Regions from separate parts of the Homo sapiens genome. Here region 1 is linked to region 2. The links are chromatin loops, found by intact Hi-C in ENCODE. Cell type or tissue: HepG2. All regions are shown on one strand. Links, peaks and the distances in the headings refer to the core of each region. The heading gives the core; the rest is flanking DNA. Region 1 has its middle 360 kb from the start of LINC00538. Region 2 overlaps RPS6KC1 (ribosomal protein S6 kinase C1).

The links. A loop is a pair of places that touch in the nucleus more often than their neighbours do. Peaks named below come from ENCODE experiments on the same cell type or tissue, not always from the same donor. Only the 100,000 strongest peaks of a DNase experiment are listed, where the experiment ranks them.
Region 1: a loop joins it to region 2, with 6 times the contacts of the local background. A loop is called at or near these places in 6 of 110 quality-filtered maps.

Annotation. Positions count from the first base shown.
Region 1 is chr1:213,567,764-213,570,563 of GRCh38, forward strand. It overlaps a transcript of RPS6KC1 not described here. Among named protein-coding and RNA genes, the nearest start is that of LINC00538, 360 kb to the right of the region's middle. In HepG2, for the core only: no CTCF peak of the experiment used is centred there; DNase peaks (open chromatin) are centred at 1,688 and 2,148.
Region 2 is chr1:213,243,538-213,246,337 of GRCh38, forward strand. All of the region lies in intron 12 of RPS6KC1 (ribosomal protein S6 kinase C1), which reads left to right. Among named protein-coding and RNA genes, the nearest start is that of RPS6KC1, 190 kb to the left of the region's middle. In HepG2, for the core only: a CTCF peak has its summit at 1,241 (motif pointing right); DNase peaks (open chromatin) are centred at 1,284 and 1,914.

The DNA.
Region 1 (2,800 bases), core at 162-2,661, 320 kb after region 2:
AGCTAGTAATTGTAATGGAGTTGAGATTCTCCCAACATTTGAATGATTCCAATGTATAGGCTTTTGTTCCCTTGTCTTGCAAGGCTAGAGAAACCCATCCCTGGCCTGGGAAAGTTACTCTGCCTGGGTCAGTAATGTCAGTAACCTTGTCCTGTAATAACTTTATTTCTGGGTATGTCTTTGAGGAGCCTTTTGGATTTTTCCAGTTGCCTGTCAGGTCCAGCTTGCAGACTGGCTGGAAGAACAGCATTTGATGTCCCATATGGGACCACTCCCAAGTGACACTTTGATATCTGACAAGAACACTCAGCAGGAACATGAGACTCCTGTATCTCATGCTGAGTTTTGACTAAGTTTTACTTAAGTCACTTGCTGTTAATAATAAATCTGAAAAATGATGAGCCTTCTATTTGACTGTAAAGATAGAGCAACCAGCTGCCCTGGTTTGCCTAGGATAAGGTATTTCCTGGGACATGGGACTTTCAGTGCTAGAACTGGGAAAATTCTGGGCAAACTAGGATGTTATTTGCTCTACAGATCGCTCTGGGATGTCATTAACCAGATTAGTGCCAGTCTTTTCCATGGGAGGCTGGACTATCCTCTGGTTTCCAGATTTCCCCAGAGATGAAAGGAAGGGGGCTTAATGGTGAGAAGAGGAGTACCGAGGACAGAAGATTCAATTCAAGGACATATGGAATAAAGTAAAACTTTATCAGATATTTCCCAGCTGCTCCTAATTATACTCCAATAGAAGATGGAGCAGCTTAGCGGGGACAAAGAGTCAGACCAACAGGTAAGGGAACTACCATTTATAGAGAATGTTCTCCAGGGCTAGGTATTTGGTTAGATTCTTAGTCTGGCTCATACCATTTAACTGTAACTCTCTGCAGTAAACAATATCATGCCCATTTTAAAGAGGAGGACGCAAAAGCCCTGCAAGATTGTCACTTGCTCAGTGTTACATGTTAGCAAATAATGATGCCTGCATTCAAACCCAGATGGGCCTCACTCCAAAGCTGGGGCTTTTTCTCCTTGACTGTGGTAAGGGAACAGGGACTAGTGCTCTATATTCAAGTGCTGATTTAGGGAATTGTGAGTCAAGGAGAAAAGATGAGAGAGAGGCAGACTCTGCAAATTGTCACGGGCCTTGCCAACAACCATGAGCGGGAAGTAGCAGCCATGGCCACTGTTGCAGCAGCACCATCAGGCCTGAGAGATCCAGGGAAGTGGGAAGGAGAGCACAGAGTGCCCTCGACCAGCACCTAACTCCCTTCCCCCCTCCCCAGTGTACTTCCCACTGTAGCATTTGGGTGGAGTGGTCAGGGACCCTGGGCTTGGGGATAAAGTTTTCACTTCCCTTTGGCTGTGCTTTTCCTAGGTACTCAGGCAGGCAGTGCCAGCCATTTGATGCCCGGGTCTTTGCTCCTTGCTGTTGGGTGCCTTGCTGACTTGTCTGAGGTTGTGAGCTAAAACCTAGTGGGTCTTAGCTCTCCCTTAGGTCTGTCATGTTTCCGCTTGCTCATTTTCAGAAAAACAGCCTTCCTATTGCCTGTCTGTTGCATTGTAAATGTTGTTTCAATATTAAGCATTATTAGGGCATCCTTGCCTAACAAACACATCCTAAGGATCCAGTGATCAAGGCTGCTTTTAAAGGCCTCTCCTAATATTTACTTACCCAGCTTCCTTCTATACTCTTAGCTGTGTTTTTCTGAAACAGCTGCATCCAGAACAGAAGGCTCTTTTGTGTAAACTCATAAGTCACCTGTACTCATTTTGTGTATCCAGGGCTGTTATGCTCGGCAGCAAGCTATTTTTTTTTTCAATAGGAGTTGGTATTTGATATAATAGATTATTACATGTTCAGCATATAAATTACTAGGTCTTAGGAACAAGAAATGAGTAATTTTACCCTGAGGTAATATAACAGCTACTGTGGAGTCACTAAAATCAAGTAAATAGATCATTTGTGGTCAGGGCAGAAGCATGGAATTACTACCTGAATAGCATTCAGCCATCATTCCCTCACTTAATCATTCAACAAACAGGTATTGAGAAACTCGAGGTGAGTTTGAGACATTTTCTAAGTGTTGGGCAGGGCTACAAAGAAATCTAAGGCCTGCTGCCTCAAGGAGATCAAAGACTTCACCCAAATCCTTTCCATAGGAAGTTAATTGAAGTCATTGTGCTCTTTGATCGATAAATGTAAGAGCAAGGGAAGTGGCTCTCTTAGAAAGCAATTGGACTTGGAGCTAGGAATGCAAGGGGTAACCTGTACAGTTTTGCTTAGGAGGGCATGGAGTAAGGAAGAGAAGGTAACACTGTTCAAACGCTGGAGACTTTACCCAAGAAGGCTAGTTATGACGCAGACCTGGGAAGCCTGGGTGTGTAGGAAACTCAGCTCTGTCACTTATTATTTGAATGATTTGGGGCAAGTTACTAAACCTCATTGAGTTCTAGTTTTCTCATTTACCAAAAGGGATACTCATAGTATTTATCTCAGGGTTATTGTAAAGATTAAGTGAGATTGTGTATGTGAAATGCCTGGCACACAGTAATCGCTCAAAAAAGGAAAGAGTTGGGTGTCACTGACCAAAGGGAGCATTCCACCCTGATAAGAAGACCAAAGCTCTGAGGGTCTAATTCTGCCCTTGTTACGGACCCACGTCCCAACTGAAAAAGAGACCCATTTCCTCATGGTTCCTGAAGAAGCATCCCCTTTTGCAGGAGAGTTGTAGCAATCATGGCATTCTGTGTCCAGGATAGAAGAACATGTGCTACCAGTTTTTTTAATGCCCCCTAC
Region 2 (2,800 bases), core at 45-2,544:
TAAAAATTAGAGATTTATTCTGTGGGTATTAGATCTTTTATTGACAATTATAGGTAGCATAAGCATATGAATTGCATTTGAGTTGGTTTTTCTCAGTCATCAGTGCAGATGGGGCTGTATTATGAATCCAAAGTTTGTTCACCTTTTGCTTACCATTTAGCCTCTTTGGATGGCCAGAGTCACTTCACCTGTTGCCCCATTGGCCTTCAAAGGAGTTTCAAGCTGATTTTTTTTTGATATAGTCTGCTTAGGTGTTGATCAATATAGTATTTAATACTTAACAGCTAACTAGTGTATTGATGCTAACCTTGTTTCTCTGCATAATGGGAAGTGATGATAATAAGGATTAAAAGAGCTAGATTGTTTCTAGTTACAACTTTCATTGTTAAGAATTATTTCTGCAGTAGAGAATACCAAAGTTTTCCAACCTATAAAATAAATATCCTAAAACGTTCCTGAAAGCAACTATTAGGGTTTTCTTTTCTTTCCTCCTTCTTCCTTCAAATTAAGACTGTTTGGTTTTTGTTTATTGTTAGAGACAATAGAGCACACTTACATTTTTTTTTCTCAAATAGATAATGTGATGTTATGTTTTGAAATCATGTTAGTAAATAGGATAAAAAATTGCATGTTGAATTCACTTTATTACAGTTACTCGATTAAAAAAAAAAACCAGATCCTCCCCACTTTCTAATTTGATAAGAAATAACATTTTAGGTTCCAGTGTACTTAGAAATATATTTGTTAATTATAATGAATTTGGAAGTTTTAGAATCAAACTTAATTTGGGAGTTTTTTTGAGTCAAGCCTGTTACATGCTAAAGTGAAGTACAGTGGGAACCATATAACAAAACAAAACCACACATTTATGGAATATTGTTTAATATTTGTAAGTAGTTTCTTATTTCTTATTTTTGTTGTTACTTTCTTTTTTTTCTCCTGGTTCCTAGTAAGTGTATATATTGTTACTTATTGGAAACTATCTGTAAATTTGTGCTTGAACATTCTAGCAGATTATTTTTCTTTATTCTCAAGCACAGTCATATTTACTTTAATATCCATAACATGTTGGTATCCTGAGAGTTTTAATATATGTGGAACAGAACCATATTACATTCATCAACAGATACACACTTTCAATTTCATATACTGAAATACCGAATTTAATACAGATCGGTTTCTAAGTTCTAATTTTTAAGCCTTGTCCCAGAAATTACAATTCTCTTAGTTGACCAGCAGGTGGCAGTCTACCATTAATGGATTTTGCTGTCCTCTTCCAGGTTGTCCTTCACTAGCATTTGAAAAAAGCTGTAGTCTGAAGAGGTGCTTTGTTGTCATTATTTGCATAAAAGAATTGTACTTCCAAGCTTTGTGAGTTGCAAAAGTGTTCTAGTGTTGTGGCATGCTTTGTGAACAATGTGGAAAGGCTTTCCATTCATTGGGCCTGTTAATTTTAGCAACCAGGTAAAACAAAACGAGTAATGGCCTTAACAGAAAAGTAATACCAGTGTTCTTATTAAGATGACCTTAAATCTAGAGAGTTATAGAACTTGGTTAAGTCTATGTGCTCGTACCCCTTACTTATAACTCAAGGGAAATTGGAGCAAAAATTTGTGAATTACTGTTTGCTCCAAAAGTTCATAGGCAGTGCTACTGATAAATCAAAACTACAGATAGGTTTTCCTCTCCTCAAAGGATGGAAGCAATGATAATATGTTAATATTTCAATACTTAAAAATACAAATCAGTAACTACATGGGTCATAGATTGTTTAACCACCTTTTGATCTACCCTTAGGAACACTAAAGGTTGAAGTAATTTCCTTTCATGTGATCCCCTCCCTCTTACTTCCCAAGTCTAACCTTAGTATTATTGTCCAAGTAACTCTAAAGCATGTTAAGCAGCTGATGTTTGGTTAGAAAGAAAAGTTGTCACAAGATTATGATGAGAGCAACTCACTTCTGTTTAAACAGTGTGCACCCTCTACCCTGCCACTTCACCTCCTGGGAATCCTTATCACATATTTGTCCTGAAAACATTATCCACCTGCCCTGTGCTTTATAATATCAGCAGTATATCTTTTTATCTTGTGGATGATGTGCCTTTATATTTTGAGAAAAATTTCCAGTAACAGATTTGATTTGCATGGACAGAAACTTGAGCAAATGCCAAACTAGCAGGGGGGCCATTATTCTGCTCTATAAATAAGTTTAAAAAAGAAAAAACACACACACAGAAACCTGTGAATCAACATGTTTTGGTCTAATTGAGGGGAAAAGCAAGACAGATAAATTTTGAAATGCAAATGATCACCTTCTGTTATTTAAGTATAGTTTCTGCCAACTTAGTGATCCTAGATTTTAAAAAGTCATAATTATTTCAACAATGTATACTCCCAAGGATGCCCAAGATTCACAAGTTTCTATAACAAAACTGAGAACTTTTAAAAAAGTTGCCACTTTTTTATATTAAAGAAAACAAATCCAACAACAAAAAGACAAAAACCATGGAGCTTTCTCTGGCTACATCTGTGAAAAAGCCAGCGCATAAATGGCTGCAGCTGCAGACCCATCAAGAGGGTCTTGAGAATACGAATTCACTGATCAAACCCAGCCCTGTTTTCAAAGTAGAAGCCATTCCTTTTAGGTTCACTTTGTATCCTTAGATTATCTAGGATGATTCTCTAGAAAGGTTTTATTTTAAATAAACATCATTCATGGTAAATGGGTTCCTTTCATACCACAGAAACACAGAATGGAGTTCAGGAAGAGAAAAGGCAAAAGAAATAGTCCACAAAGTA